Regions from separate parts of the Homo sapiens genome. Here region 1 is linked to region 2. The links are chromatin loops, found by intact Hi-C in ENCODE. Cell type or tissue: CD4-positive, alpha-beta T cell. All regions are shown on one strand. Links, peaks and the distances in the headings refer to the core of each region. The heading gives the core; the rest is flanking DNA.

Region 1 (12,289 bases), core at 3,364-5,863, 170 kb before region 2:
GCCAGCAGGTAGCACTAGGCAGCCCCAGCCAAGAGTCATCTCAGGACCCTGGGACCCAGAGAGAGGGGAAACCAGCCAAGGTCACATACTAAGGCAGGGTCCAGAATTCCAGATACTACCTTTTGAGTTTTTCAAATTGAAATGAATCTGGTGACACAAAGCAGACCCATTAAACACACTGTTTCAGAGAATGGATGTCTAATTATCTCCCAAGATGGAATTGACAAATTGAGCATCAGGGAGATGGGTAATAGGGATTCCAACAAAAACACCAAACTGGGAGCTCGCAGGTTCTAAGGAACTCTCTCCAGCATCTACCCATCTACTCATCTACTCATTCCTCTACATCACTCACCCATCTACTCATCTACTCATTCTCCCCTTCGTATTTATTCTCCTATTCACCCATACATTCAACCTACTATCTTTCCATCTATCTATTACCCATCTGTCATGGAAACACCCAGCAAGCCATATATCTATCCATCCAACCAACCATCCATCCAACCAACCATCCATCCACTCATCAACTCATTCTCCTCCCTCTATTTATTAATCTGTCCACCCATCCCACCATCCATCCATCTTCCCATATATCTATCATCCATCTGTCATCCAAACAGCTGGCAAGCCATATATCCTCCTGCCCATCCATCTATCCAACCAACCATCCATCCACCCAGCTATCCATCCATCCATCCATTCATCTTTCCATCAGTTTATCTACTCATCAATGCATTCATCTAGCCACCCTTCCACACATCCAGCTCACCAGCAAACACTCTTCCCATCTCTTTGGAGGAGTCAGTTCTACACCACGTGGTTAATATTAATGGCTCTAGGTCAGAGATATCTGGGTCTTAATGCTTAGGAAAGGGACTTTACCTTTTTGAACTTCTGCTCCCAAATCACAAACAAGTTGTATCTCATACATAGTAGACACTCAATAAAGAGCAGCTATTGTTATTACTTTGGGACTGTTATTTCAGACCCCTAAGAAGTGGGTGAGGAATGTTATGAGATTGGGGAGGTGAAACATGCATTTTGGAACGAGCTGCATAGCCTCTGGGAAACTTTCTTTTGCTCCTTTTGTGCCCTCATCCACTTCTCTCACTCCATCAGCCCCGGCTACACATCCACCAACCTCAGAGAGTCAGCACAGGGCATGGCCTCTCATCTGAGCCAAGAAATTGTTGGTTTCAGCCACCTTTGTTTAGGCACACTCTCCTCTTTTTTCTGTCCCCATTTCTCTTGGACTTCACAGCGCCCCCAAATTCTTTCCCTACTCCTATCTGCTCCCAGAAGAATATTAGAGGCATTCATTTACACTAGAATATAAAGGACTACTATATGCAATAATTTTTTTCTGGCTTCCTCACCTCATCCTAACCTCACTTTCCAGAGAGCTGTGTTCAAAAAGGAATCACCCCTTTCAGTTAAAAAGATGGGCACCGATGGAAGATTTCTGGCATCAGCAAACAGCTGAGGAGTCTCCAGGAGGTAGCAAAGGCCCTCGGTACCCAACGTCCCTGGGAAAGATGAGTGCAGCTCTGCGCATGCATGTAATTGGCATAACCCAGGCCTTTTTGCTGATTCCCAAGAGGCTCTCCTGACTAGGCCCATGCTACAGACAAGACCCCTGAACTTGGAGAGGGGCCATCCTGATGGATCTCCAGGCTGGGACTCTCTCTCCTTATTACCTTCCCAGGCCTGTGCCTCCCCTGCCGGACACTGAGTAGACAAGGTGCGCCTCCTTACCCCTAGGAGGTCCCTGCCGCTGAGTCTTGAGAAGTCCTGTTCCCCAGCCCCTCTGCTTTTGGCTGAGTCTGGTCACAGATCAGTCTTATATAGCAGCCTGAGGCTGAGCCCAGACCCCAGAGAGGGAAACACTGTGTAATTACAAGAGACCGGAATTCAGATTTGCTCTGCAAATTGGGCATTGAGCCCCAAAACCATAAAGGTTTGCGGTTTGTGGCTAATTCCAAGACTTGCACTCAGCCCCAGATGGTGTCACATGAGCTGGGTTTTATCAGCCCTTGGGCTGGGCACATTCCCAGAGACCCCAGCTAGGCCTCAAGCTTGGGGAACTGGAATCACCCCCAGATGCATCTAGTTTCTAACTCTAAGGCAGGCACTAGCCATTCCAGATGATCTGGGTAGACAGGAGGTGCCCAGGCTGGACTCAGCATCAGGATGACCCAGGTTCAAACCCTGCTCAACCCCCAACTCACCGTATGACCTTGGGCCAGCCACTTCCCTCCTCTGAGCCTCACATTCTTTCCATCTGGCAAATGAGTATAATACCTGCCTCACAGGGCTGATTTTAGGACTAAAGGAGACGAATATGAATCCAGCTCCTCAAACTTGGGACTGGTGCACGAATGTGCATTTTTTTTATCTGAAAAATATTCCTCACTCATTTCTTAGGGGTCTGAAATAATAGTCCCAAAGTAATAACAATAGCTGCTGTTTATTGAGTGTTTACTATGTATGAGATACAACAAGGTTTTTCCCAACTATTTCCTCATGAAATTTTCATACCTATAGCAAAGGTGAAGGAAATGTACAGCGGACACACATGGTTGTCACGTTGTTCCCACCAACTATACCCACCATTTACATTCTTGTCATATTTGCATCCATCTGTTAGTCCATCTTTTATTTTTTATGCATTTGAAAGTTGCAGACATCAGTATACTACCACTAAACACTTCACCCTGCATGGCATTCAGATTCTTTTCTTTATATCTTTAAATACAGTGACATGCACAAATCTTAAATGTTCATTTGCTGAGTTTTGACCATTTTTTACGGTCATGCAGCCCACACTCCTATCACAATATAGAACATTTCCACCACCCCAGAATGTTCCGTCTGCCTTTTCCCAGTTGCACCCTCCAAAACCTGCTGGGACACAGCCCAGACCACTTCACTTGGCATCCAAGGCCTTCCGTACACACATCCCAGTCCTCTCTTCACACAGAGCTACTCATTCCTTCCATCCCCTCCTCATCACCCCCTGTGCTCCCTGCCTCTGGGCCTTTGCATGTGCAGTCCCTGCTGTCTACAAAGCCCTCTCCAGATTCTAAGGGTGAAAGGTAAGCAGCTGCAGGAAGCTTCCCCCAGCCCCTACAGTTCCTCTGGCCCATCCAGAGATCCCTGGGGCCCATAGTGAAGTGTTGTTTCTCCAGGCGAACCAGCTATGTGCCCCACTCCTAGGCCAGCACAGGCATAGATGCCAGTGTAACAAATGAACAAGTGAATGAATTAATTAACTCATCTTTCGCTCTCCACTGGACAAAGTGCTCCCTATCTTCCCACCCCATAGCCCCAACCCAGGTCCTACCTCCATGTTTAATCAATGCCACCTCCTCCCTGCTCCAACCCTGCCCGTCTGTGAATTCTGAGAGGCAGGAGACATTTCTGTCTCCACCAAGGCCTGCTTTCAAGTCAAACTGGGAATAAACGTGTTTTGCCCCTGACTCCCCAAGGAGATGCCTCCTCCTTCCTCCCTGGAGGCAGTGGGGACTCTAAGGCAGGCGTCATTGATATAAGTCCTGCCAAGCTCAACCGATGTCACCCCTCACTTCTGTGCCACTGGGCCAGTCCCACCTTGGAACTCAGTTTCCCCATCTGCAGTGGGTGCATTGATGGAACCGTTAAGAGCACAGGCTCCAGAGCTGGCTGCTGGGCTTGACTTCTGCTGCCAGTTCTCCCTGTTTCCTTGGTTGTAAGATTGTGATTGGAACTGTCCTGACCTGCAAAGCTCTGGGAACAGGGCCTTGCACACAGCTGGGCTCAGCGAGTGGCATTTACGTCCTTATCATCCTGGGTCCCACACGGCAGCAAGTCTGGAGGGCGATGAGGGGCATGAGGAAGTAGCTTCAGCCCAGACCACCTCATTGCCTCCTGTGCGGGCTGGAGGGGTTCCTGGAATGGGAAATAGGGACTCCAAGAGTCACACACTCCTGCGTTCCCACATTCATCTGCCCTTTTAGCCTCAACAATCACTTCTCCCTGGCCACCGTCTGGCCACCTGCAAAATGGGCATAATTACACTTTCCCAGGAGGGTTTTGAGAGTTACATAGGAAATGTGTGGAATGTCCCTGGAGCCTCGGAGCTCCGTAAACAGCAGCCCCCTTTAGTTTCCCTTGATGAAAGCAGACACTGAGTAGGGGTAAGTTCTGCCCAGCCTGCTAGCAGCATAAACTTGTGACAATGACTCTTTCTCAGTGCCTCAGTCTGCACCCCTGTAAAATGGGGAAACTAGAAAGGACATTTCAAAATGATGCTACTCATCTGAGTAACTCAGCTCCTGGGTCTTCCCTGTTTAAAGTCGTTGTGGTTCCCCATTGCCTGGCACTTAGTAAGTGTGATAAAAATGTTTGTGATACAAATATATGACAGTTTTAAATGGAATACAATGCAAAGAGGGCAACTGTGCCTTTCCCCACTCCTAAGAGGGCAGGAACCAATGCACACTATAAACTGTAGAGGGAGGTGCACACATGAAGGTGGTGCCAGTCACCCAAGGTTCTGTGCCCATTCTCAGTCCTCAGGCCAGCCTGTCCCCTGGGTCCTTCCTGGCCACCCTGAGAGGATTAGGGCAGCCCTGGCGCCGGGGAGATCACCTGGGCTTAGCTTCCAAAAGGTACCTTTGTCTGGAGCTGGAAGGACCTAGTGGGGGACGGCTGGAAGGACATCCAGATTCCCTGGGAGGTGACTCACCTCCAAGGTGACTCAGCCACACAGGAGCCAGGGGGTCACACTGGGGCTGCTGAGATTAGAAAACAGATCAGACCCACCACCAAAACTCCACTCAGCCCTTGCCCCCCTGCCATGAACTGTCAGCCCTCCAGGGCTGCAAGGGGCTCCCTTCAGTCTTGTTTGATTCCTCACCCTAAGGGCGGAGTTCAGAGACTGGGGTCCAGAGGCAGGGGGTCAGAGACTGGGTACTAGGTTCAAATCTCAATCTTGTCACTACCTAGCTGTGTGGCCTTGAGCATACCACTTAACTTCTCTATGCCTCGGTTTCCTCAACTGTATAATGAAGGTGAAGACAGTTCCTAGAAAGCAGGCCTGATTCAAGAAGCTGATGACATGACGTACCTAAAGCACTTAGAACAGTGTCTGGCACTTAGTAAGCATGCAATAAATGCAGCAAGAACTTTCTGGCATAGCAGTGAAAGCCCAGACTTTGGAATTCGAGTCAGAGGGATCTGGTTCAAATCCTGCTTCTGCCACTTAGAAGCTGGCTGATTCCATTTCTCTGAGCTTCAGTTTCCTTATATGTAGAACAGGATGATAATATCCACCCATCCTGGGGGCTGTGAAATTAAGTGCACTAAGGGATGCTAAGCATCTGACGTAGCATCCAGCACACAGTAAGCACTCATCAGAGGTTAACTGCTCTCACCTCTACTCTCTGCAGCTGCAGGACTCACCATGATGAAGCAGACACTGTCCCTGACCTTGAGGAGCTCTTGGGCAAGTGGGAGAGTGAAACTGAGGCAGTGACCAGTGTGGCCCATACAATACTGGGCCCTGCTGCCACACGGGGAGGCGCTGTCCTGTGTATGAAGGATGGCACGGGTTTGCCAGGCACACTTGGAGGAGAGGAGAGGGAATGTTCCAGGAAGAGGGAAGAGCCGTGCAAAGGCCTGGCTGCACATTGTTACTCGTTTTCCAGGTGCCAGGCACTCTTCTCAGAACTTTACAAGAATTGTCTGGTTTCATCCCTAGATGACCCGTGAGTAAATACTATAATATTCCCACTTCGCAGACGAGGAGCCCGAGGCACAGAGACAGCTCTGCTCCCTCTGCATGCTCCAGGAGGAATCAGCTGAGGCCAGGTCACAGGCAGCCTTAAATGCCAAACCTCGGAGCTTGGAGGCTTTCCTGTTGGCGCCAGGAATCCAGCCACTGCAGGGCTGTCTGTGACAGTGAGAGACGGTCAAAGGAGGTCAAGGATGGGCAGGAGGGGGATGGGATGAAAGAGAGAAGGGTGGGAGTCAGGGAAGGGTGTTCCCTGTGAGAGATGAGGAGGGACAGCTGGGGCTGTGAATGGAGAGGAGATAGAATAATGCAACCGTAACAAGAGCTAACTGGAACTGGGGGCTTCTTACAGATGGGTCACCATCCTGAGTGCTGGTTTAATCCTCAAAGCCATAATAGAACATCCTCAAGTTACTGATGAAGAAACTGAGGCTCAGGGAGAGGAAATGACTTGCCTGAGGCCACATGGCTAACCAGAAGCCAGGAAGGGATTTGAACACGGACAGCTAACTCAAGCCACTCATTTAACCATGATGGGAATCAGTAGCACTGGAAGTGTCTGGAAATCAGACACAGGAAGATAAACCCGAGCATGTCACCCGGCACTGGCATGTAGCAGGCACCAATAAATGTAGGGTGGATGAATGAAAAGAAAGGACGAGAAAAGGGAAGGGAGGGTGGGACAGAGGAAGGGAAGGAGGAAGGGAAGCAAGGAAGAAGGGGGGAAGATGGATGGATGCATGGATGGATGGATGGATGGATGCATGAATGGATGGATGCATGCATGAGTGGATGGACGGATGGATAGATGGATAGATGGATAGATGGATGGATGGATAGATGGATGGATGGATGGATGGGAGAATGGGTGGGTGGGTGGATAGAATAATGGATGGGTAGAAAGTTGGATGGGAGGGTGGATGAATGGTTGAATAGGAGGCTAAATGGGAGGGTGAGTGGATGGATGGATGGGAGGCTGGATGGGAGGGGGGATGGATGGATGGATGGATGGATGGATGGATGGATGGATGGATGGGAGGCTGGCTGGCTGGCTGGTCGGCTGAATGAATGAGTTGTGGATAAATCTTCAGATGAGCTCCAAGTCTCCCCTACCTATTGCCTAGCCTCAAATCCTCTGAGCCAGTTATCAAAACTTGGTTGGCACTTCTTCACTCAGGCCATCTGTAAGTGCCAACTTGGGGATATTTTTCACCAAAGGTGCCCATCGTAAGCAGTGGGGAGAAGCCCAGGACCTAGAGGCAGGACCCCTAGTCTCTCATCCCAACTCTGCCGCTGTGTGGACCAGGGCCAGCCAAGCCCTGCTCTGGCTTCAGTCTCCCCATCTGCACCAAGAGCGTTTGGCACAGCTCTGTTCTGAGCTGTGTCCATGTCTGATGTGCAGCCAATAGGGACCCCCCCACACCACAGGGCAAGAACAAGTCTCACTCATCCTTGCTTCCTGGGGTGCTAGTGCCTTTGTTTCCTGGAAAGCTCCTATTCTCCCTTCAAAATTCAGCTCAGATGTCACTTCTGATAAGCATCCCAAAGTCAGAAACAGAGAAAAATGCAGACTCAGAGAGAGAGAGAGTGAAAAGTAGAAGTATTTAGAGAAAGAGAGAGAGAGAGAGCTGGAGGCAAGGGGGGCAGGGACAGAGAGGAAGGCAGAACAGGACACAGAGGCTGCCCAGGCCAACAAGGTCAGTTTGGGACTCAAAGCTACAATGACAAGGCCCTGAGTCCCCTCACCTCCCAGAAGCTCCTACCTGGAGCTAAGGAGGGCACTGGAGGCAAAGGCCAAGTCAAGTCCTACGTGACTGGGGAATAAACCAGCCAGGAGATACCGAGATACAGGAGTCATTTATTGAAAGCTCAGGGTTTGCTACTGAGGCCCCAGAGCTCTCTCTGAGGCAGTTCTATGATTAGCCAGGCAGTTCCCACCCCAAACTTGGAGTAGTGCTTCAGGGCCAGAGGGCATTTTTACTGTCACCAACATCAGCTAGAGACTGGGAGGGAAATTGAGGCAGAGTAGACAGGTGGTCTCTAGTAGTCAACAGGGAAGGCTGGTGGCCATGTCTCAGCCTCAGGATGCCACGGTCAGCACAACAGCATTCTGTAAGGAACAACCGCTCTTGGTTACACCCCTGAGTCTCTGCAATGCCCCATCCCTGCAGCCATCTTTACTCCCCTGCCCTGGGATTGGCCCTGTACCTGGAACACAGCAGGCACTCATTAAATGAATAAATGAATGATGAAAAAATGACATCCAGTGTGGGACAGGCTCTGACTTGAGGACTTAATAGACTCAAGTTCAACTGCCATTTCTGCTATTAATTTACTGGTGAACTTGGGCCAGAAATCTGACCTACTTCAGCCTTGGTCCTCATCTGAGAAATGGGTACAGAACTCTCTGCTCTGCCCACCTCCTAGAGCTATTCCACCACCCAAAGTTGGGCTGGTTTGAAAAGGATTGTGAGGCCATATCAATATTCCACAAGAAAAAGGGTCATGATCCATTGGTCATATCTGCTGCAGACACAAGATAAGGGAGAGATGGCATATGTATTTGTTGCTGTTGGACCAGGGGAACTGTGATTCTGTGAGTGAATCTTAGGTTCCATTCTAGAGGCCAGACATGTCTCTGAATCCAATGGGAAAGAACTCCGTGATTGATTGATGATGTCTGCCATGGGCAAGAAATGGAGGAGTAGTAGCACACATGTCATATATTTGCCATTCCTAAGTTAGGCAATTTGTAACTCACTGAGAAATTTAGAAAATGGATCAGGGACAGACAAGAGGATGAAGCAAAGCATTCCCCTCATTAGTTTCAAGCAGAGCTTTCCAGAGACAAGCTTAAGGCCCACCTGGGCCGTATCTGCAGAGAAGGCTCACCTCTACGATCTCCAGAACTGAATTGGAAAAATTGATATTAAGAACCTTAGGCAGGGGAATTCCAACATCCAGGGCCACTGTGAAAAGAGAATCGTTGAAAACAAAGGTACATTGGTGGGGAGCTCTTGGACCCTAGGAACCCTCGGACCCTGCTGACCCTATTCCATCACTTTCACTAGCCAGCCAGTTCTCTTCTCACAGAATCAGCTTCTTATTGGCAAACTCCTACTCATCCTCCTACACCCAAACAAAAATGTCCCTATTCTGTATTGTGTCAGTGGTGCCCCCGTGTCAAGCCTCCTAAAGGCTTCATCAATCCCTTACACACTCTGGGTCATCTATATTCTAATCATTTGTTTATATGATTATTTCCTACTAGACTGTGGGAGCTTAAGGCAGGACTGAGGTCAGATCAGCGCTTGAAGTCCATAGGCTGGCAAGATGTAGGTGCTAATCAATGTCATTTAAATGGAAAAATTGGTGCCTCAGTTTCTGCATCTTGCAAATGAGGATCGACCTCTCTCTCTGGCCTCAGTGTCCCCATCAGAACCATAAAGAGAGGCAACAGACTAGACAATACCAAATTCAGACACTCCATGTGTCCAAGAGAGCAAAACCTGCCATACCGTTAAGCTTTGGTGCATACACTGCCCCGACCACATGGCTGAGCCATTCTTCTAAACGCGATCCCTGCAACAGAACACACAGGGTGGTGGGGGTGGTGCTCTGGGGTGTGGCTTTACAGGCAGCAGCATCCCGTTCCCAGGGAGAGAAACCCAGGGGCCCAGCTGCCTCAGCCTCCCCCAAGCCTGAGGACACAGCTCCTGGCAGGCACTGGGCACTTGGGGGTGGCCTGGGCTGTCCACCAGTGACCTCGAAAGAGATTCTGTGATTTAGGCTGGCTTTACCCCAGGCCCCATGAGCTTGGAAGAAGTGCCTTCCTATAAGACTCTGTTGGGGCTGGAGGTGGGCAGTGCCTAAGAAAGAGGGAAGGAAATGTGCCCAGCTCCAGTCTATGGGGTCTGACCTTAGATTCCTGTCAGTTTAGGGACTCTGAGAATGTTCTAGAACCTGAGCCCATGGTGAGATTCCAGAACCTCAGAACTCTGTAAGAAGCAGGAACCTCGGGGCTCTGTGAGCTCTGAAATGGAACTTGCTGAGTTCGGGAAATTTATTACTTGGGAGAAGTTCCAGAATGATGGACCCTTGTGAGGTTCTAGATGTCCACAACTTTGTGAGGTTCCAAGACCGTGGAAGATCATGAGATTCACTTTCCTAAGATGATCACTGTTTCTCTCTCTCTCTCCCCACTGCCCACACCCCCTGCTCTCTCTCACGCACACCCGCCCTGATATTTGCCCACTCTGGCTTAATTGGGGAGGATCCCAGTCCTGAGGTCAGCTCAGTCATATGGCCCATGACTCATGGCCACCCCCTTTCCATGCCACACCTGAAGACTCTCATCACTGCCAAGCCCCTCACCCTCCCAGGAACTTACGTCAAAGGCATGGGTAAAGGAGGAGGCCACCTTGACACTGAGCCTGGTGGAGAGAAGAGAGATGCTGGGGCCCCCGCTACCCCCAACCACCCCTGTCCCACCCCCAGCCTGCCCCACCATAGCTCTCATCATCAGGAAACAGGATTACCAGCCCAACACTCTGCCTCTATCCAGCCTTGACTCAGAGACTCAGTTTTCCTACCTGTAAAATGGACCCAAAGGGACCTAACCTCCCTTCTGAGGCATCATGACCACCACCTCTGGCCTTGGCGCCTTTGTCTGACTCCCAGCTATTTGACCCTGGGCAGGTGGCTGAACCATTCAGAGGAGTGACCTCCCCCAGACTGAGCACTGGACACAGAGTGCCTTGCATACAGCAGGTGCTCACTCAAGGCAGCAACTCACTGATGGATCATATCTGGCCCAAGTGCAGATTCAGGGCCAGAGCCTGGGCACGCATCTCTACCTCCTAAAAGACTGAGGCGTGAACTGCCATCAGGAAGTGGAGGTGCACCCAGGCAGCAGGCGAGGCCCTCCATCAAAGTCGGCAATGGGGCAACAATGGAAGGCAGAGGCCAGCAGTGGCCTGAGGAGCCTGTGGGGGTGCTAAGACGGAGTCAGAGGAGCACTGGGTGCCTGTGGCGTAGGACGTCAGGTCTCAGCAATCTCCAGGAAAGTCCCTACTGCCAGGGGAGGGACAGACAGGCCGGGGCCCTGCCATGGTGACAGCACTGAGGCCCAGACTGCAGACCTGCTCTAGGGACGGCCTGCCGTGTGAGCCTGGGCCAGCACGGCGTTTTGCAAACTGTAAAGTACTGTGCATGTAGATGGTGCTTTGCAAACTGTAAAGTACTGTGCGTGTAGATGAAGGACTGTCACCAACACCATCATTCTGGTCATTATGATTATCTTGATGGACGCCTAGTTACCACAGGGGTGAGGAGAATAGAGAAGTAACAAGTAACAAGTCCACATAAATAACAACACATTTCCTGACACTCAAGGCCGGTTGTCTCTTGGTTAGCCTCTGGGGCTGATAACTCAGGAGTTTGGACTCCACATCCTGGCGGCAGGTTTATCTTTCAGAGGCAGGTTTTCAGCAGCAAAAGGGTGCCGTGGAAGAAGCCCACTCTTGAGCCTGCTGCTCTGAGCCCCCGATTCCTTGTCTATAACATGGACTAACACTGTCTCCTCCCTGGCGGGTCCTGAAGGCAAGGAGGATGCTGGAAAAACACCTGGAATTGCGCTGATGCTCAAGAAACGGGAGGCGGATCCTGTCAGCCCCTAATTCTTGTTCCTAAAGACAAGAACAAGATCCTGTCCCCAGGATCCCAAGTTACCGTTCCAGGGACAGGGAGATGTGCAGCTTGGTAGCCGAGGGAGCCAGCTGGGCACGCACAGTCATGACCTGCATGGGCAAAGCAGGCAGAAGTCACCCCCAATCGGCAGAAGGAGCTTGAGGACGGGTCTGCCTCCATCCATCTGTTCCGTCCACTAACCCTTACTGAGGCCCTACTGTGTGTCAGGGTCTGTGCTGAGCCCTGAGAAGGTAATTTGAAGGTTTTGCTGTTTTCTTGAACAGCAGAGAACCACAGTATTAAAATTGAGGGCAATTGGTAATGTAGGAGAGGAAGCTCTGGGGCTGCAGGAGCTTGGAGAGCCCCTCAAGCATGCCTGCTGTACGGTGAGGGAAGGCCTTTCCAGTGAGGTAACAGTTGAATCTTGAAAGATGAGGAGTTAGTGGAAGGAAGGGGAAAATGGTACTCCAGGTGGTGGACCTAGCACAGACAAGCCAGGGAGGGAGGACCTGGTAGACCTGAGTAGCTGAGGCTTAGGGGACAAGGACGGGCAAGGCAAGGATGGGGCAGAAGGACAATGAATGTCAGGCTCAGGTGTTTGGCCATGGGGAGCCAAGGTGGAGGATAGGGGGAGGGGCCTGCCTCGGTCCAGATGTGTGCAGAGGTGCGATGGAGGAAGCTGACTGGAGCGGGAGGGTCAGAGGAAGCTGGAGGGTCGTCAGGGAGATAGCTGGGCAGAGAGGCTGGGGAGATGGGGAGCAACGTCTGAGATCCCCAAGAAGCAGTGTGGGCAGCCCAAACAGGCCCAGGCAGACATGACAGGAG
Region 2 (12,289 bases), core at 4,295-6,794:
TCCCACACGCGAATATTCTGGGGGATGGGAAAAAGGCAAGACGCTGAGCATGGGTCTCGGGGATGTAGCCGGCTCCTGAAGCCTCGGGGGTGCCTCCGGCGAACAAGGCCAGGGCACATCGTCCGTCCAAGCACTTCTAACACACACACATGGTGTTGGCACCGTCACACCCAGCAGCAGAGAGGCTACTCTTGTGCTCAGATAACCCAGGTACACAGTGAGTGAGGGCCGGGCACAGCTCCACCCCCAGCCTGCCCCCAGGCCTCCACCCTGTTGGAGCAGCTGAATTCACTGGCTGGGTACAAAAGCCAAGCCAGGCAGCACATGCTGGCCCCAGGCCCTCCCTTGCTGCCACTCCAGCCTGGGACACAGTCCGGTAGTGGCTACCAACATAGTTGCCACAGTGGCCTGCCTGTCCCCAGAGGGGCCCCTCCCATTCCTCCCAGGTGGAGGAACTTTCCCTAGAGGGCCCCACAGAAGTCCCTCCAAGACCCTGACTTCTTGGAGGCATCCTCTGCCCATGGCCGACTGGGGACCTCAGCGAGACTGTCCCTGTCCCCATGCCCCAGACTCAGACCCTTCATCAGAGGCGATGATCCCAGCTCCCAGGGCTTCTGGGAAAATTCCAGACAGGAGGGTGTGTGGATATGTTGGAGAGGGTGCTCCAGGTGACCCTGAGGGCCCTGACAATTCTCCATCTCCAGAGTTCCAGAAAACGTAACCTGTCCCCTAAAGGAGGGCCCCCAGCACTGTGGGCCCACAGCCCAGCAGACGGGGCAGTATCCTGAGCCTACAGCTGCAGAGGAGCACAGTGGCGGGTCCCAAGTGGGAGCCCTGGCATGTGGGAAAGGCCAAGCCCAGCCCTCATGGCCAGGCAGCCGAGGAGGGGTCACTAGAGCAACTGAGAGGTGCAGATCGAGGGCAGGGGCAGCGCAGGGGAACGGCTGCCATGCATTGCACAACTCCCCTGTGCCAGACACTGCACTGCTGTTTTGCTGCTGGTTCTCTAAACCACTCAACAGCCCATTCTATGGATAGGGAGACTGAGGACTGAGGCTCAGAAAAGGGAAGGACTTGCCAGGGTCACAAAGTTAGAAGCCAGGCTGGGCTACCTGGGAACCCAGCTCTGGGGACATGCTCAGAGGTCCATGGCCACCCTCACCTTCCTCCCACCCGGGGCCCCTCCTGCTAGGCCTTTGGCCAGATGTGGGGCCGTGGGCAGGGAGGTCATGCCATTTCTCTGGCCAGTGTGTTTCCCTGAGGAACAGAAGGAGTCAGGCGGACCGTCGGGGCGGACCTTGTCCTTGGAGACACTGATGAGGATGCTGTTGTTCCTGCTATCCACAAGGATGTGCGTCACTGAGGTCTGGTGTCCCTTCATCAGCCACACGGGCCTCTTTGAGACAAAGGGGTTCCACAGGCGGATGAAGGCATCGTAGCCACCAGTCACTGTGGTCAAGACGTGGGTGTCAGTCCCAGGGGCCTCCACTGGGGACCTTCACCCACTGGTGAAGGTGGTGCCCAGAAGTGGGGACAAGAGCAGCAGGAGAGGAAGCCAGACAGAGGCCAGATGCTGTGCAGCCCTCTCCTGAGCTCTGGTGGTCCCCCCATCCCCAGCAGCCCTCCCCCCAGCAGCTTCTGGGTGACATGAAGGTGACTTACCCAGGAAGTTCCTGTCTGGGCAGTAATCAAAGCAAAGAATCCCTTTCCTTAAACGCAGCACTGACAACCTACAATATCAAAGGAGTGAGGGCTGCAGGGCCGGGAGCAGTGGCCCCAAGAGAGCGTCTGAGACTGAGCCTGGGGTGGGAGGAGCTAGAGGCAGAGCCTCCCAGGAGGCCTAGGGAGGAGTCACTACCTCTCCATCCTAGGAGAGGAGTAGCCCCAGAGACCACCCAGGGTTCACCCTGCAGCCAAGTCAGGGCTCAGCACCACAGGCAAAGCAGCAGCCCAGTCCTGGCCCCAAACCAACAGCCCACAGGCCAGATGCCACCTTCCAGGTAGAGACAGCTCCCAGGCAGGAGCGACTCCTGACATTTGTAAAGCATTTGGCCTCATTCCAAGGGCAAATTTGATTTTCACATCAACTGTACTGGGACAGGCATCTTCCCATCCATGATACAAATCAAGAAAAAAGCGGGGTTCCAAGGGAGGGACAGAAAGGAAGCTCCCGGGTGCCCCACCCTGGCTACGTGTGGTCCCCATGCAGGGTGCTGTCTCCTGCATCATCTGGACATCTCATACAATGCCCAAGAATAGAACTGCCCTGCGCTAGGGATAGAGACACCAAAAGGAAAAGTCAAGGAGCTTCCCCAAGGTCACACAGGTTGCAAACAATGGGGGTTATGGGGTTTAGGACATGCTACCCCAAAATATGGCATCTTGGCATTTGAGACAACAGCAGAAGCAGCAGGAGGGCCACGCTTGCCTTCCCCTAGCCTTCTCCCTGAAGCAGGTCATAGAACACTGATTCCATAGGTGCCCACTCTATACCTATACCTAGGGGAAAGGAATGTCCTTTTTTTTTTTTTTGAGATGGAGTCTCACTCTGTCGCCCAGGCTGGAGTGCAGTGGTGCGATCTTGGCTCACTGCAACCTCCACCTCCCAGGTTCAAGTGATTCTCCTGCTTCAGCCTCCAGAGTAGCTGGGATTACAGGTACACACCACCACGCCTGGCTAATTTTTGTATTTTTAGAAGAGATGGGCTTTTACCATGTTGGCCAGGCTGGTCTGGAACTCCTGACCTCAGGTGAGCCACCCATGGCCTCCCAAAGTGCTGGGATTACAGGCATGAGCCACCAAACCCAGCCCCAATGTCCTTATTTCTGAAGACACAGGGACACAGAGGGGGATCTGGACAAACAGTTTACTGCCATCAGATGGTACTAGTCCAGTCGTCCTGCATGACCGTCCATTCTTCATCAAACTTCACATGAAACTACACAGGCGTCCCTGTCTCTTTGGGTTTTTTTCTGAAGGCTCCCATGTCACATGAAACTTAAATGTGCATGCTTTTCTCTTGTTCATCTGCCTTTTGTTATCAGGGTCTCAGCCATAAACCTTACAATGGGTGAAGAAAAAATATTACTCCTCCCGCACAGGGGTCAGGATTCAGACCTAGGGTGGATATGGCAGGAGGTGGCAGGAAGCTCAGTAAGCAGCGATCCAGGAGAGGAGAGGCTCATTAGGGCCGGGTGAGGCTCAGAGGGCTGGAGAGGCCCAGACAGGAGTTCCAGGAAGGCCAGGGCCCTGCAGCCCTCACAGGCCTAAGAACCGCAGATGCTCTGTGCCTATGCCCATGCCTCTCATCCACAACATCCTGCCCCGCCAGCTCCTTCTACTACACTCTTCAAAACTCCATTCTGGCCAGGCACAGTAGCTCACGCCTGTAATCCCAGCACTTTGGGAGACCAAGGCGGCCGGATCACCTGAGGTCAGGAGTTCCAGACCAGCCTGGCCAACAGGGTAAAACCTCGCCTCTACTAAAAATACAAAAATTAGCCAGGCATAGTGGTATGTGCCTGTAATCCCAGCTACTCAGGAGGCTGACGCAGGAGAATCACCTGGACCTGGGAGGTGGAGGTTGCAGTGAGCCAAGATTGTACCACTGCACTCCCAGCCTGGGTGACAGAGAAAGACTCAGTACCCCCACCCCGCCACCGCCTTAAAAAAAAAAAAAAAAAAAAAGCTCCATTCAGGTGTGGTGGCTCACACCTGCAATCCCAGCACTTTGGCAGGCACAGGCAGGAGGATCCCTTGAGGCCAGGAGTTCAAGACCAGCCTGGGCAACACAGCAAGATCCCATCTGTACAAAAAAAACAAAAATTAGCTGGGCGTGATGGTGCACCTGCAGTCCCAAATACTTGCAAGGCTGAGGTGGGAGGATTGCTAGAACCCAGGAGGTTGAGGCTGCAGTGAGCTGTGATCATGCCACTGCACTCCAGCCTGGGGGACAGAGCAAGAACCTGTCCACGAAAAAAACAAAAAGACTCTATTCAGGCCAGACACAGTGGCTCACGCCTGTAATCCCAGCACTTTGGCAGGTCGAGGCAGGAGGATCCCTTGAGGCCAGGAGTTCAAGACCAGCCTGGGCAACACAGCAAGATCCCATCTGTACAAAAAAATTAAAAATTAGCTGGGCATGGTGGTGCACCTGCAGTCCCAGCTACTTAGGAAAGTGAGGCAGGAGGATCACTTGAGCCTGGGAGTTTGAGGTTACAGTGAGCTCCAGCCTGGGCAACAGAACGACACCCTGCCTCAGAAAAAAAAAACCCAAAAAATCCATTCAAAGGCATCTGTAGTAGGGCACCCGACCCCCTGACACAGTATGCCCTCCACTGAAGTCACCCCTGACCCGGCTCCTCCACCACTCCCGGGGGGCCTAAGCCAGGTGCCTGGGCATCAACCTGGACAACACTGTGGCTCCCATTATCCAGCCTGGCCCCAAGTCCTCCTTGCCTACTTCCCTCCACTCCCATGGCCACTGCTAGCCCAGGCCCCTGACTTTGCCGTATCAGCCTCCCAGCCAGTTCCTTCATCTCCAGCCTTGCTCCCCTTTAAATCATCTGTCCAGAGACACAAGGATTCCTCTAAAAATCAAAGCTTCAAAGAGAACAGATGGCAGTACACATATTTCATTTATTGCCAAACCAGATATTCCTCCCTCCACACGTATATGTGCTGCCGAAAAATGTTCTGGAAGAATGGTCACCAAAATGTTAGTAGAAATTATTTCAGGCCGATTTCACGTATTGATCAACAAAGATTTCCTGGCTCCTACTCCTGCCAGGATTACCAGGGGCACAGACACGAGGCTTCTGCCATAGGGGGTTTTCCTTCTAGAGGGAAACAACAGGAGGAAGTGGACACACAGAAGGGAGATGGACATTTACAAATCATGGCGAGTCCTGCAAGGGACATAAGCACATGGCTTTGACGGAGGACAACAGAAGGAGGCTCACTTCTGCCGGCCTCTCTGAGGAGGGTCCAGGGCAGCGGAGACCTGAAGGGTGAGAAGGAGTCAGCCCCGGGGAGCCCAGGGGAGGGGTGAGGCTTCAGCCGGAGGGAGCAGCCTATGCAAGGCCGGTGTGGTGGGCACCAGGTGGGCCAGGAGGAGAGGGCATGAGAGGACATGGGCGAGATGGGCAGGGCCCAATCCACAGCCCTGGCCAGGAGCCGTTGAAGGCTCCATACAGGGCCCTGGCTGGATCAGATTTGTTGATGGCCGTGGGTCAGGAAATGTGGCCTGAGGGGACACGGTGAGGCTGCTAAGAGGGCCAGGGCAAGCAGTTCAGGTGGGAGATGACGGTGGCTTCAACTAGGTGGTGGTGGCAGAAGTGAAGGAAGAGGGGACAGTCGGGGAGACGCCGGGGGTCAGTCCACACACTCAGCACCGGCTCCTGCTACCACACCCGCTCCGTCAGATTTGCTCCTGGCTCGAACCATCTGAGAACTCAGGTGAGGCTGGCTGCAAGGAAGCCAGACCCTCAGGCCCACACTGCCTTGGAGGCTGAGGCTGACTCCAGAGGCAGAGGTTGGGGTGCCAATGCCAGGCCCCACCCGCAGAGGATATGCCCTAAGATGGCATCGCCAAAACGGGAGACCAGCAAGTGGTCAATTGTGCCACCTGCCGGCCTGTACATTGCACTGCATGCAGACAAGAATGCATGGGGTGTGCCAACACTCCCAGCTAATTTTTAAATATTTTGTGTAGATGGGATCTTGCTGTATTGCCCAGGCCGGTCTTGAACTCCTGGCCTCAAGGGATCCTCCTGCCTTGGCCTCCCTAAGTGCTAGGATTACAGAAGTGAGCCACCGTGTCTGACCTGAATGGAGTCTTTTGTTTTTTTTGAAGACAGGGTCTTGCTCTGTCACCCAGGCTGAAGGAAGGGAACATGTGTCTCTGTGTTTGTGTGTGTAAATATATTCTCTACCCTACCCCAAAAATACATCTCCAGTCCCTCCATCCCACAACACAGCCCAGCTCCAGGCCACCATCCTATGCAGCCTCAACTATTGCAATGGCCTCCTCACTGGTGTGTTCACCACCACCCCTGCCCATGGACACTCCACCTGCAACATATAAGCCAGACCACACCAGTTCTCTGCTCAAAACCATCCCAGAACCGTGCTTATATCTAGTTCCAAATATTGTAAGAAGATACTCTGAGGTACTTAGAGAAATATTAACGTGGACTAGCTACTAGGTGATATGGAAGAATTATACCATTTTATCTATTTTTGTGTGTGTTTGAAACATTTTATAATGAAAATATTAATTTAAAATTAATTAATTTAAAAAACAAGGCCAGGAGCGGTGGCTCACGCCTGTAATCCCAGCACTTTGGGAGGCCGAGGCGGGCGAATCATGAGGTCAAGAGATGAAGACCATCCTGGCCAACATGGTGAAACCCCGTCTCTACTAAAAATGCAAATATTAGCCGGGCATGATGGCGCGTGCCTGTAATCCCAGCTACTTGGGAGGCTGAGGCAGGAGAATCGCTTGAACCCGGGAGGTGGAGGTTGCAGTGAGCTAAGATTACACCACCGCACTCCAGCCTGGGCACTGCAGCAAGACTCTGTCTCAATCAATCAATCAATCAATCAGTCAATCAATAACAAGAGCATACCACAGACAGCGGAGCTGTGCAAAGGCCCTGGCGCAGGAGCACGCCTGAGCCTGAAGGCCAGTGGAGCTGAGTGGGCAGGTGGAGGCAATGAGGTCAGGAAGGCAGCAGGCCCGGCCCACAGAGGCCCTCCTGGCCCTGGTGAGGTGACCCCCTGATATCCTCCTGCCATCAGGACTCAATAAAACAAGATCTGAATGAAACACATATCTTATACACCAAGCTTGTCCAACTCACAGCCCATGGGCCTCATACAACCCAGGACAGCTCTGAATGTGGCCCAACACAAATTCATAAACTTTCTTATAACATTATGAGACTTTTTTGTGATTTTTATTTAGCTCATCAGCTATTGTTAGTGTCAGTGTATTTTATGTGTGACTCAAGACAATTCTTCTTCTTCCTATGTGGCCCAGGGAAGCCAAAAGATTGGACACCCCAATATACACTAAGTGATACCACCACCAATGCAGACAGATAGCCTCAGCAAACAGCTCCAAGCAAACTTCTGCCACACGGCCCCATTCAAAGCACTGAACCCAAGACTGAAACTTCCCCTTCACGTCAGACATTCCCGGAGGCCCCTTTTTCCGGCCTGCAGGGAGCTCCAGGACTTGTCTAGAAATGTACACAGTGCACTGTTTGGTTAAAAAGGCACTGGACGGCCGGGCGCGGTGGCTCATGCCTGTAATCCCAGCACTTTGGGAGGCCGAGGTGGGCGGATCACGAGGTCAAGAGATCGAGACCATCCTGGCCAACATGGTGAAACCCCATCTCTACTAAAAATACAAAAATTAAGCCGGGCATGGTGGCTCACGCCTGTAATCCCAGTACTTTGGGAGGCCAAGGTGGGTGGATCACAAGGTTGGGAGATCGAGACCATCCTGGACAACATGGTGAAACCCCGTCTCTACTAAAATATGAAAAAAAATTAACCGGGCATGGTGGCGCACACCTGTAGTCCCAACTACCTGGGAGGCTGAGGCAGGGGAACTGCTTGAACCCGAGAGGCGGAGGTTGCAGTGAGCCGAGATTGTGCCACTGCACTCCAGCTTGGCAACACAGTGAGACTCCGTCACAAAAAAACAAAAAATAAAAATAATAAAAATTAAAAAATGAAAAATAAAAATACAAAAATTAGCTGAGCACGGGGGCACGTGCCTGTAGTCCCAGCTACTAGGGAGGCTGAGGCAGGAGAGTCACTTGAACCTGGAAGGCGGAGGTTACAGTGAGCCGAGATTGCGCCACTGCACTCCAGCCTGGTGACACAACAAGATTCCGTCTCAAAAACAAAACAAAACAAAAAAAGGCACTGGACATATAATGAGGCCCAAGATAAAACTCCAGCTCAAGTGTCTGCTCTAAGACAGTCACTTCCCCTCCCTAAGCTTCGGGTTTCCCATCTGTAAAATGAGGAGTTGGACGAAATTAGCCTTATCATCTCAGGATTGAAATTTCCCCTGAAAAACAACCAGGACAGAAAGGGACAGACATGGGTCTAAATGGCCCTCTGTTTCTGCCCCAACCCCACCCTGGCCTCACCCAGTCTCTCCCCAATACAGGCCTTAAATCTCCTGCTGTTCCCCCAAAAAGACTCTCCTGGGGCTCAATCTTCAGCCTGTGCAGAAGCAAAATGTCAGAGCCCCAAAGGCTCAAGGTAAAGACTAGGGGCCGGAGGAAAACTGCAGGGGCAAGAGCCACCCAGCAGGAAGACTCCGCGAGAGAACATACCTACCAGTTTATCCACAGTAAACGGCACAGTAGAAGCCACACAGTAAAAGAACAGAAGTGGGCCAGGCGCGGTGGCTCGTGCCTGCAATCCCAGCACTTTGGGAGGCCGAGGCGGGCTGATAACCTGAGATCAGGAGTTCGAGACCAGCCTGACCAACACAGAGAAACCCCGTCTCTACTAAAAATACAAAATTAGCCGAGCATGGTGGTGCGTGCCTGTAATCCCAGGTACTCGGGAGGCTGAGGCAGGAGAATCACTTGAACCCGGGAGGCAGAGGTTGTGGCGAGCCGAGATCGCACCATTACACTCCAGCCTGGGCAACAAGAGTGAAACTCTGTCACAAAAAGAAAAAAAGAAAAAAAACCAGAAGTGGTGGCTTTTGATAACTGGGTCAGGGAATGGCGATTGAATAAGGAGGGGGCCCCTCAGGACTCCAACCTTCTTTATAATGTTTTCATTTTTTACATGGACAATGCATTTAATACATACTTGTGTGATTAATTGGTTTTTCTTTTTTTTTTTTTTTTTGAGACGGAGTCTCACTGTGTCCCCCAGGCTGGAGTGCAGTGGCGCAATCTCGGCTCACTGCAAGCTCCACCTCCTGGGTTCACACCATTCTCCTGCCTCAGCCTCCCGAGTAGCTGGGACTACAGGTGCTTACCACCACGCCCGGCTAATTATTATTATTATTATTATTATTATTGTATTTTTAGTAGAGACGGGGTTTCGCCATGTTAGCCAGGATGGTCTCGATCTCCTGACCTCATGATCCACCCACCTCGGCTTCCCAAAGTGCTGGGATTACTGGCGTGAGCCACCGCGCCCGGTGACTAACTAGTTTTTCAAAAGAAAAGAAAAAACTTCACTCTAGGGTAGAGGAATCTAGACTGAAGGAAACAGATTGGAACCATCTGCAAAGAACCAATGCTGCCAGTTACTGAACACATACCACAGAGGATTCCCTCATGCAACCCTTCAGGAAGTGAGGTACGTGCTTTCACACCCTTTCACAGATGAGGGAACTGAGGGTCACAGAGGAGAAAGTAACTCACAGTCATCCCTTCATTCAGAAAACATTTCACTGACTGCCAATCACTCTGTGCTGGCTTCTATGCTGAGTTTTGCATATAGATTGGGAGATAAAAGAGGCTGCTGTGTTCTCACCGTGCTGCTGCTGGCAATGCTGGAAAAACTAAACCCCAGAGTCCATACACCAACCACCATCTGCCACTGTCAGCCCCCATGGTCCACTCACCACCCCCCTCCCTTCCAGCCCCACCGCCTTAGCCAGGAGAGAAGCACTTCTTACCTGGGTTTCTTAGAGGCTTTGGCTGGCAATATTGTCAGCACCAGAGAGGACTTCTCGATGGCTGAACAGGAGACTACCACATTCATCTGGGGGATGAACTTGACCTGCTCACACCAGTTGGGATGGAGAGCCTGGGAAGACAGTAGCAATGGTGGGAGACTCCACCCAAGGACAACTTTCTAGGCCCAGCCCCCAGAACATGACCAGGTGCTGGGACTGGAGGTGCCCAGAGATCACGGAGTCTAATGCCCTTCTCCTAGTGATCACAAAGTGATGTGGCCCCGCAATCCTAGCCCAGGTCCTATGACCAGCACTGGCCATCTCTCGTCACTGAAAATTTTTAAAAGCACACAAGCCTACTTTCATTTGAAATCTTGTGAGTTAGAGGATGGGGAAGGTCAGGCCCATACTAATCATCTCCCACGAGGAGAGAAAGGATGAATTCAAGTCTGTCCAGGCCACAATCTAGTTATCCACAGGGAGCCCCCTCTACAGATGGGCTGTGCTCCCAGCCCACTGCCACCCTCCATGTTTGTCATAGCGTGGAGTGCTCAAGGAAGCGCGGAGGGCATGAGAATGTGCATTTCACGGCAACTTGAACCACAAAAGATGACGCGCAGTCGAAGGGGCTGGCTGGGCTCTGAATTCTCCGGCGCCAACTCTGTGACCTGGACCAGTGCTTGGCCTCCCAATCTAGAGATTTTCCTCTCTGTGACGAGAATGGAAAAGGCGGGTTGGAGAGATTGGCTCATCAAATATTTCTTTGGTGCTTTCTACATGCAAGACCCTGAGCTGGGTTTTACACACACTGTCACCAAGCATCTGTCGCAATGAAGGCACCGAATCCAAGACACTGAGTGAGACCTGGAGGGAAAACCAAGCCCAAGATGAGCTTCCCACAGAAGACAGAAGAGCGGGTGCAGTGGCTCACACCTGTAAACCCAGCACTTTGGGAGGCCAAGGTAGGTAGACCAGCCTGGGCAACATAGTGAGGCCCCGTCTCAAAAAAAGAATTAAAAAATTAGCTGGGTGTGGTGCTTGTATTCCCAGCTACTCGGGGGCCTGAGGTGGGAGGATCACCTAAGCCCGGGAGGTCAAGGCTGCAGTGAGCCATGATCGCACCACTGCATGCCAGCCAGGGCAGCAGAGTAAGGCCCTGACTCAACCAAAAAAAAAAAAAAAAAGTCAGTGCAGGCCTGTTGGATCACCCAGACCGCCCTGAGTGCGTCATTCATTCATTCATTTGTGCAGCAAATGTATTGGGAGCCCACCAAGCGCAGGGTACTATTTTAGGCACTGGAGACAACCGAGAGCACGAAGCCGCTGCCGTTGAGGAGCTGTCGATCTCGTGAAGGTGACAGCATGAGGAATCAATGGTCGGACCACACAAAGCTGGGAGCTGGTAAACACTGCGGGTGAAGGGATGAAAGCAGAGGTGGGCACAGGGTTGTCCTAGGAGGGCTGCTTGGGACCACAGGAAGTAGATAGGGGGAATACAGGTACCTTAGGGGAGAGCCCCGCGGCCTGAAGGCGCAGCACATGCCGAGGCACAGAGGCGGGAAGGGGCTGAGCCCATTCAGGGAACAGCAGAGGAGCCTGCGTCTCTGCAGGAGAGCAGATGGGGAGAAGGAAGGTTGAAAACAAGCCCAGAGCTTGCAAGCAGGAGCCAGATCACCTCACGTCCTGACGGCCATGGTAAGGACTTGAGATTTTGTTCCAAATGTGATGAGAAGCTACCGGGGTGACTCAACTGTATTTCTAACTCATCATTCCTCTGGCCCTGAATGGAGACAGTGCTGCATGAAGAAAGGAAGTGGGGAACCCAGCTAGAGGCCACTGCAGCCATCCAGGAGCGAGGCGGTGTCGGCCAGGACCAGGGCTTAGCAATGGCGGTAGTGAGAGGGGCATGGCCACAGAGATGTGGTCTGCAGATAGAGCTGACGGGATCCAACAGCTGCCGCAACCTGTTTCCAGAGACCAAACCCCAAGGGCTAAGACTGAACCCAGGGAGTAAATCCACTTTTTGCATTTATTTTGAGTGGTGTGTGTGTACAGATAATTACCATTGTAACAGGCCAAGGAAAGAAAAAACTCACCTTCAGCCGGTAGCTTCTATGCAAAGCAGACTTCTCATTTAAGAGTTTCTGCAAGGAAACTTTGATCCAGTGATCTGATAGGGGAAAAAACCAAGGTCCACATCAGCAGCTTTCCCCCTTCGCTTGGCAAGCAAAGCCTCAGAAGACGTCTTGAGTTGGCTTGCAACTCCTGTGCTTCTCAAAAGGCTTTTCCACCCAAACCCTCACTGGCACCTCACTGTGTCCTGGTGAGCTGAGCGGAGTGCCCCCACCCCAGGAAAAAGACTCAGGCAGATCACTGCTGCCTCCCAGAGTGCCCCTGCCAGTGCATGGCAGAACTAGAACCAGATTTCAGGGCACCTCACGCTTCCTAGGTGCTGCAATCTAAACAAGCTAATTCTTCATTAGGGAGCTCCATCTTTGCTGGAGTGGAGAAGGAATTGAGACTCTAGGCTCTTTTTGTTCTGAAAAGTAATCACTTGGGAGTTTGCCATCATGCCTCAAACTACATGCACCCCTTGTCCAGAAAGCACAGGTTCCAAAAAG

What was found. Peaks named below come from ENCODE experiments on the same cell type or tissue, not always from the same donor. Only the 100,000 strongest peaks of a DNase experiment are listed, where the experiment ranks them.
Region 1: it touches region 2 in a loop (11-fold over the local background); 26 of 110 quality-filtered maps call a loop at or near these places.

Annotation. Positions count from the first base shown.
Region 1 is chr20:33,069,173-33,081,461 of GRCh38, reverse strand. It overlaps BPIFB3 (BPI fold containing family B member 3), which reads right to left. Exons shown (of 16, transcript NM_001376932.3): 12 at 11,507-11,574; 13 at 10,167-10,209; 14 at 9,295-9,358; 15 at 8,669-8,745; 16 at 7,615-7,886. The coding sequence ends at 7,857. BPIFB4 (BPI fold containing family B member 4) reads right to left here and starts at 1,819. Exons shown (of 18, transcript NM_182519.3): 1 at 1,759-1,819; 2 at 886-993. In CD4-positive, alpha-beta T cell, for the core only: no CTCF peak of the experiment used is centred there; a DNase peak (open chromatin) is centred at 4,501.
Region 2 is chr20:32,896,003-32,908,291 of GRCh38, reverse strand. It overlaps EFCAB8 (EF-hand calcium binding domain 8), which reads right to left. Exons shown (of 27, transcript NM_001143967.2): 10 at 11,765-11,838; 11 at 9,669-9,799; 12 at 1,663-1,730; 13 at 1,298-1,449; 14 at 1-17. Among named protein-coding and RNA genes, the nearest start is that of EFCAB8, 43 kb to the right of the region's middle. RefSeq lists an enhancer at 1,047-1,547. In CD4-positive, alpha-beta T cell, for the core only: a CTCF peak has its summit at 5,616 (motif pointing left); a DNase peak (open chromatin) is centred at 5,611.